Regions from separate parts of the Homo sapiens genome. Here region 1 is linked to region 2. A link is an interaction called in ENCODE POLR2A ChIA-PET data of the cell type or tissue named here. Cell type or tissue: OCI-LY7. All regions are shown on one strand. Links, peaks and the distances in the headings refer to the core of each region. The heading gives the core; the rest is flanking DNA.

What was found. Peaks named below come from ENCODE experiments on the same cell type or tissue, not always from the same donor. Only the 100,000 strongest peaks of a DNase experiment are listed, where the experiment ranks them.
Region 1: POLR2A ChIA-PET joins it to region 2 with 5 read pairs; 3 of 35 experiments call an interaction of 5 or more read pairs at or near these places.

The regions. Positions count from the first base shown.
Region 1 is chr4:139,077,129-139,081,533 of GRCh38, reverse strand. The region is part of intron 4 of ELF2 (E74 like ETS transcription factor 2); the gene reads left to right. Among named protein-coding and RNA genes, the nearest start is that of NOCT, 64 kb to the right of the region's middle. In OCI-LY7, for the core only: no CTCF peak of the experiment used is centred there; no DNase peak of the experiment used is centred there.
Region 2 is chr4:139,264,487-139,268,840 of GRCh38, reverse strand. It overlaps MGARP (mitochondria localized glutamic acid rich protein), which reads left to right. Exons shown (of 4, transcript NM_032623.4): 3 at 76-169; 4 at 1,800-2,676. The coding sequence ends at 2,242. Among named protein-coding and RNA genes, the nearest start is that of MGARP, 14 kb to the left of the region's middle. RefSeq lists a silencer at 1,587-1,686 and enhancers at 1,827-2,156, 1,495-2,694. In OCI-LY7, for the core only: no CTCF peak of the experiment used is centred there; a DNase peak (open chromatin) is centred at 1,970; H3K4me3 peaks cover 2,251 bases; H3K27ac peaks cover 1,953 bases.

The sequences.
Region 1 (4,405 bases), core at 126-4,125, 190 kb after region 2:
TGTAAAAAATAGTTCCAGTGATTGCTATAATGGGTTGATGATTAGTGTAGAATGATATTTATACAACTTCTAGAGGAGATAAGCTTTAGGTTAATATTTTCAGCATAACATGTTTCTAAGCAAGTATATAACACTTAATATTATCACTGTCGCTACATGTTAAGGTACATGTTAAGCTCGAATATACTTTTGCTTTTCTTCCTTTTGAGGTGTTAAGTATCACATGTGCATTCCTTTAGCTATAAACATTTATGCTGCCAGAGGAGTTTGAGTAAAGGATGAAATAAATAAGCTTATTTATTAAAACTCACTGTCATTTTACAAAGTATGTTTGTAGTAAAGACTCGACGTACTTTAAAATTTCATGGACAATATGATGTATGAGAACGAGCCTTGACCCTGAAGAGTTGAGGATCTATATCTAGCTGTCACTAAACTAGCTAGTGACTTAACATCTTTAGGGCTTCATTTTTCTCTAAGAAGACAGGGTTGACTAGATGATTGCTAATGACTTTTAAAGCTCTAAAATAAGTGGCTTGGAAATACTTAATGGAAAGGTAGGGCTTCTCCTTGGGTTTTTTTTTTTTTTTCTAATATTACACCATGTGAATGAATATGTCTATAAGTTCGTTATGTAATTGGTAGGTTAACTTCTTTTATCCAGTCTTTGAAAATAAAAATGTGTGCCAAATTGGAACTTGAGGCTCTTTATATGTTTAAGTCTGTAATATAGTCTAATTAATAATTTAGGCTCATTTCTAGTGTATATAGCTTAATATAGGAAAAACAAATGTCTAGCATTGTTACTTTCCTAATATTTATGTTAAAGTATTGTGTATGAACAGTCTGGATTTTCTGGAAGATTTCTGCCTTATTCTCAAGTATACCTTTCTTGACTTTTTCCTTTATTTGTCTTTTCTTATTTTATTTTATTTTTACATTTGCGAAATAAGGTAATCAGAAGTTTTGGTCAACAATGCAGTTATTAAATGAAGGTGAAATTTTTCTGGAAATTTAGCCTAAATATTTTCACTGACAGAAAACAAATCTATTTTATTAAAGTTCATTATGAAATTGAAAATCTCATTTCTGATTTACTATAAATTGGAATATGTAGTCTCAATCTTGAAAAGATCAAATTGAAAAAAAATTAGCAGTATGAAAAGAAGTTAAAAGCAGTATGTGAATAGATACATTAAAATGAAACTCAAGGAATGACACTAGTTTTCTTTTTAAAAAGCTCATTTGAAAATGAATTTAAGAAATTACCCTTCACAATTCATTGCAGCATTGGTACTAAAATTCATGTAAAAACTGAGTTACATGGTCACATCAGTCAGTGTGTAAATAGCCAATCAGAATCATTCAACATAAAACTATTTTAGAAACAAATTTGGTTGGTGGAGAAGGGCAGGCAGCAGAATGTTCTTGATAACTATTTAAAATAATTCCTCATGTTTGATAATTGTTTAAAATGATTCCTTGTGTCATCTATAGCAAAATGTTCAAAAGGATGCAAAGAAATGCTTAAGAAGAGCTTTTTAAAAACCATTTATCTGTGAGTAGACAAATACTGTTTTACTTACAGAATCATAATTTTTATTTTTTTTACATTTATTTTATTTTTTGAGATGGAGTCTCCCTCTGTCGCCCAGCCTGGAGTGCAGTGGCACAATCTTGGCTCACTTCTGCCTCCCAGGTTCAAGTGATTCTCCCACTTCAGCCTCCCAAGTAGCTGGGATTACAGGCGTGAGCCACCACTCCTGGCTAATTTTTGTATTTTTAGTAGAAATGGGGTTTTACCATGTTGGCCAGGCTGGTCTTGAAATCCTGACCTCAGGTGATCCACCTGCCTTGGCCTCCCAAAGTGCTGAGATTATAGGTGTGAGCCACAGCTCCTAGGCTAGAATCATAATTTGTCATCTACACCCTGATGTTTATGTTTAGAAGCTAAAACTTATATAAGCATGGGGATAGAATTTGGTTGTTATTAATTACAGTTGATGAATTACAGCTGCGCTTCTCAAAAACCAAACTCTCTGACCCGGATTCTGGGAGTCCCAAGAGCCTTTCACAGGATCTGTAAAGACAAAACTGTTTTGAAAATAATACTGGGACATTATTTGCCTTGTCACTTTCAAAAGTGTACAGAGGAGTTAGGAGCTATGTATAGATGGGTTATTCCAATAGATTGAAAGAGGAAGGAGAATTCAGCTGCCTTCTATTGAATCAAGTATAATAAGATTTGCAAAAATGTAAAAAACAAAGCTACTTACTTTTTGTTTTTTATTTTAAGTTATTTTTGGCCAGGCATGGTGATTTATGCCTGTAATCCCAGCACTTTGGGAGGCCAAGGCAGGAGGATCTCTTGAGTCTGGGAGTTTGAGACCAGCCTGGACAACATAGTGAGACCCTCGTCTCTAAAAAAAAAAATCAAAAAATTAGCTGGGTGTGCTGATGCGTGCCTGTGGTCTCATCTACTTGAGACGCTGAGGTAGGAGGATCACACCCCAGGAGATCTAAGCTACAGTGAACCATGATCATGCCACTGCATTCCAACCTGAGCAACAAAGCGAGACCTTGTCTCAAAAAACAGTTATTTTTCATAAAAAATGTTATTTATGGTTGCAGTAATGGGTGTATTATTTTAAATGAATTAATAATTTTGAAGTTTTCTTTGTAATTTCAAATATGATAAATACAGATAAAATCTCGAGGTCTTCAGTATTTTGAGTGTAAAAGTGTCCTCAGATAAAAAAGGTCGGAGGATAGCTGAATTACAGTGTTGTTTAGGTCTGTACTGTATGGTAGCCACTAGCCGCATGTATCTGAGTACTTAAAATGTAGCTAAGAAACTCAATTTTTAATTTTAATTAATTTAAACTTAATTTCTGGCTGATCTCATCTTGCAGAGGGCAGTTCGCTCTCCCCCTCCGAGAGTGTAAAAAAAAAAAAAAAAGAATTGCCATTCTTTTTCCTTTTTATACTTTATAATGCAAGTATATTGATTAAAAGGTCAAGGGGGAAAAGGTGAAGATGGAGTATTCCAGACCTTTAATTACCTTTTCCCCCTTTTTATTGCCTTCATTTGTATTCTTCATTTACCTATTACTGGTATAGCTTTGGGGCATTAGAGGATAAGTAGTGGTAAATCGGGTGCTGCAGTTGACTGAAGACCTTGTACTATTAGTTTATAGTGTTGCTTATAGGAGAATACCACTATCACCTAATGAAGTGTTTTCTAATTTTTTTTCACTGCTCTCAAACTAAATTGCTACTAAATTTTATTTTTGACTTGAGAACATTTTTATGAACTAGATCCATTGCCAGCATTCTTTTATGCAAAGCTGAGAGGTATGCCTCTTGTCAGACTTAATTACCAAGTTTGGTATTTTGTAACAGCTGTTGAGTGAGTCTGGAATAGTCTTCAGTACCATACAAACACCGGTTGATTAGAAAGATAGAAATGGAACAAGAAGATATTTACCAATATTAAATGAAGGTACAAGCAAATATTATTTTTGGTACTGTAATAAAAAGTAAAACAGTTCTTGAAATTTATTTCAAGGGGGATTGACCAGCAATAGCCACTACCAGTGGTAACTAGAAAATGATACCTGTCAGACTACTTTTAGCTTCATTGTTTCTATTTTTAAAATGAGTTATTTATTTTTCCTTCTATAAATTTCATAGATGTAGAAAGATACCAGTAAGTCAAGTTTTAAGTAAGATAAGGAATTCTACTTTTCAGCTCTTGCTTGTAGCTTGCTTACTTTGATTGCACAACACTGTTAAATTCATGCTTATTCTTAAATGTGCAAAATTATAGTTTAAATTTTATTTGAATTATTGATCTGAACAAAATAGTATTTTTTTTTTAATTACAGACACAAGTAGGAGAAATATTTCTTAAATTTCTGTTAAAAGTTACTTGACTTATGTAAACAAAAATAAAAAGATAGTGCTCACTTTTACAAAATGTGTTAAGTTTTGGAAACTGGCATTAGTACATTATTGTAAATTGATCTGAGAACAGCCTCTTAGATTTTTGTATTTTGCATTATTTTAGTTAGTAAATAAAAATGATGAGATAAAATTAGTAAGCAGTAAAAAAGTAATCAGTGTTCCTCTTAACATGCTTGTAACTTACAAAGTAAGTTTATTTTACATTTTTATTTAGTTTTGAAATATCTTCCATTTAATGCTCTCTGAACTGTAGATTGAGTGTTCTAAAATCTGAAACTGAGCACTGATGTGACACTCGAAGTGCTCATTAAAGCATTTTGGATTTTTAGATTTGGGATGTTCCACTGGAAATATATAGTGCAGATATATATTTTTTTAAATTCGAAATCTGAAACACTTCTGGTCCTAAGCATTTTGGATAAGGCATGCCCAACCTATA
Region 2 (4,354 bases), core at 355-4,354:
TTGAGTGTACCTTTGGATGTGGCGTGACAAATCTTAAAGCTCAAGAAATAAACCTAAGCATACATTTACTTTCAGGCTTACAAGACAGTCACATCAGACCAAGCCAAACACACAGAACATAAAACAAATTTGAAAGAAAAAACAAAAGCAGAGATACATCCATTTCAAGGTAAATGAATTTCTTAATTTTTTATTTTTATTTATTTTTTGAGGCACTAATTTCCATCCACTTAGTCTAGCAATGAACACTATTTGCTTTTGGCTTCTTTCCTAGCTTAATCCAGAATGACTCTAGGTATAAGTTCATTTAGAAAGGAAAAGTTCAACTGAAACCTGAAGAACACTGTTACACCTTTTGGATGAATGCATTTGACAAATGAATGTTTTACATTTATATTGCTGACCAGTGACTTTTGACTCCTTTGTGTGGTAATATTATTTTCCCCTGCTCAGGCATCCACCCATGCAGGCATGAGCTTTCATTTTTCTCATTATCTAAAAATAATAATATAACAAATTATCTTTCAGTTTTGGCTAAGACCACCTGTGTGCCTTTGTGCAAACAAGGTACATTTGACATAATAGAATCAGTTGTGTATAATGAGTCCTTCAGTTGATAAAATGGTGACCATGGGAACAGAAACTTTATATTTTCACTCTTTCCTTCCTTCCTACACTTCTTTTTCCCACCCTCCCTTCCTTCCCCCTTCCTTTCCCCCTTCCCTCCACGGGCTCTCCCTCTGTCAACCAGGCTGGAGTGCAGTGGTGCAATCATAGCCTACTGCAGCCTTGAACTCCTGGGCTCCAGCAATCTTCCCATCACAGCCTCTCAAGCAACTAGGACTACAAGCATGCACCGCTACACCCAGCAAATTTATTTTTTATGTTTTGCAGAGACAGGGTCTCACTATGTTGCCCAGGCTGGTCTTGATCTCCTGGCCTCATGTGATCCCTCCTGCCTCAGCCTCCCAAAGTGCTGGGATTACAGGCATATGCCACTATGCCTAGCCACTTCTTGCTTTAAACCATACTTTTTTCCAAGCTATTATTATCAATTACTATGATCACTATTTAGGGATAGAGATATTAGGGGCTTATGAATCAGTTTTAACCTGTCATGACAATAATAAGAAACAGAATATCATCAATACATATTATTGAATATAATCATGCGGTTGTTTATAATACTAATAAGCATTTGCATAGAACTTTTTATTTTAATCCCCTTTTCATATACAGTATTTTAATTAATCTTTACAATAACCCTGTGCAGTAGATATTATCAATACCCTATTTTACAGATGACAAAAATGAGATTGAGAGAGGATTAGTGATTTCTGAGTCACCAGCTAGGAACTTGGCTACTCTTCCATGCTGTCTCATATGAAAGGTGAATAGGATAGCTACTTATTTTTGTATTCTTCATATTTGCCTAAGTAATATATTCAAGTGTGTTTTTTTTTAAGTTCAAAGAGTTTACAGAAAAGCAGATCCCCCATTTTCCCTCCAAGAGGCAACCAATAGAACCAGTTTCTTGGAATCCTCCTGGAGAGTTTTTGCAAATACAATTATCTAGGCATACAACTTACCCCCCTCCTGCTCCAACCTCATTTTGCCCTAACAATAGTAGCAGACTGTATACATTGTTCTTTTTTTGCTGTTTCACTTGAGAGTCTACCTTGAAGACTGTTACACATCAGTGCATGTAGTTCTGTCTTAGGTGTTTAAACGACCGCAGTGTTTCATTGCCTTCCCACGATCTTTAAATTAATACCTTGCTTAATGACTAATTCTTAAAGGTGAAAAGGAGAATGTTGCGGAAACTGAGAAAGCAAGTTCAGAAGCCCCAGAAGAACTTATAGTGGAAGCTGAGGTGGTAGATGCTGAAGAAAGTCCCAGTGCTACAGTTGTGGTCATAAAAGAGGCATCTGCCTGTCCAGGTCACGTGGAGGCTGCTCCGGAGACCACAGCAGTCAGTGCTGAAACCGGGCCAGAGGTCACAGATGCAGCGGCGAGGGAAACCACGGAAGTAAACCCTGAAACAACCCCAGAGGTTACAAATGCTGCCCTGGATGAAGCTGTCACCATCGATAATGATAAAGATACAACAAAGAACGAAACCTCTGATGAATATGCTGAACTAGAAGAAGAAAATTCTCCAGCTGAGTCAGAGTCCTCTGCTGGAGATGATTTACAGGAGGAAGCCAGTGTTGGCTCTGAGGCTGCTTCGGCTCAAGGCTAATCTCCAGCCGGTAGACATTTCAGCAACAAATGCCATAGGGTGTCTGATAAGTGCTTTTGTGTTTTTAGTACACTTAGTTTAAAAAAAAAAAGACTTATTTTCTAGAAAACGTTAATGGGTCTTGAAGATTTTTGGCATCCACTGATAGATTTTAGGACTGAGAGACTTGAGATTGTACATTTCTTACTACTCTTCTACTGTCTGAGATCAGAATATGACATTGCAGTAAAGAGCTTAAATAGTTTCATCTTTGGTTTTTTTTTCTAGACACTTTTCTTTTATCCCAGTCATCTCTGAATTTACATTTTATATTAAAGAAATTGAGCTATCCATACAACCTGTATTTACTTTAATTTCACTATGCTTTCAGCTTACTTTATTGTATGATATGTAGGTCTAAAATATAGTTTGAGTCAAATAAAATTAGAAAAGCTTTGGTGCTTCTACTTTTTTCACTAATATTTGCATGTACAAATAATACATATTAACATACAGGTACATAACATCACATGAGAAATGTAGGCTTTCGTAATATTATTGAAGAAAGAGCATATAATCTATGGAGAACCCTGCATGTAACAATATGTATGCCCTCTCCCATCTATAGTACTTACACAGGGGACTATGTAGATATTTTCTGTTTCAGTTCAGTTCAAACAATATTTATTGAAGATTAGCACTTTGTGCCAGGAATCTTTCATTCATTCACGTGTTCAACAAATATTAGCTGAGCACTTACAACATAATAGGTATTGTTTTAAGTGCTCCCGGTTTATATTCTAGAGTGGAACCAGGTAAGAAGACAAATGAGAAAATGATATAGTGTGTTAGGTACTGATAAGTGCTAAGGATAAAAGTAACGAAAATAAAAGGATTGTAAGTGTTAGTCTGAGGTGGAAGTTGTAATTTTAGATAGGATGGCCAAAAGAGGCCTTACTAGGAAGGTGTCTTTTGCGTAGAAACCTGAAAGATATATAAGGGACCATCTAATGGTAGGAGTTAGGGGAATCAGCCAGGTAAGGGAACAGAAAAGGGCAAAGGATCTAAAACAGGATCCTGCTGGGAATTTGAGGAATTGCGAGGTGGCCAGTGTGGCTAAAGTGGAGTGAAAAAGAGGGAGAGTAGCCAGAGATGGTCTCAGAGAGAAAGGGAGTGGGTAGGCAGGGTGGGCTAGATCATGCAGGGTCATGTAAGGTTTTGGCTATGGAGTAAGTTGGGAAATTGTAGTGGACACTGCCGATGCTCTGCCTAGATCCCCTTAATTGGACCCCTTAACTGGGTACATTTATCCCCAGCTGCTATGAGTGTTACACCCCACACCCCACCCTCACCATAGGCAGTTCACAACCAATGACTGACTGCCATAGTATTACAAAAGATGGCACCAACTCTGCAGTACAATTGAATAGTTCATGCTCCAGCCCACCCCAAGGAGCAGATTGAAGCTGGTCTCCAGCCGAGATGACTTCCCTGCTTAGCTCTTCCCCCTGCCCTTTTCTGCTTTCCTCCCTCCATTCTCCGGGGAATACTCTTCTCATAAAAGACTGGCCAAAGAATCCCTGTTTCTAAGGAATATCACTTTAGATCATTGGTACTGCATGTGATCCTACGAAGCAGGCTCTAAGAATAGGATTCTGGAGTTGTTATCATTCTTCAGCTAGAGGGCAATGAGACCTTGCCCACACATACAAATGCATTTTCCTCCATTTTCTACTAAAAATAACAGAAACATACTCAAAAGGGATTAAATGACAAAGATCATTATTACATAACTAGATAGATTGTTATTATATAACTAGATATCCAGGGTTGGCTTATTTCGTGGCTCAGTCATCAAGACCTTGGTTGTATCTGTTGTCCTGCTCTACCAAGAATGTTTTGGGCAAGGCACAGTGGCTCACACCTGTATTCCCGGCACTTTGAGAGGCCAAGGCAGGAGGATCACTTGAACCCAAGAGTTTGAGACCAGCCTGGGCAGCCTGGTCTCTACAAAAAAATTAAAAAATTAGCCAAGTGTGGTGACAACTGCCTGTGGTCCCAGCTACATGGGAAGCTGAGGCAGGAGGATCACTTGAGCCCAGGAAGTCGAGGCTGCAGTGAGTCATGTTCATG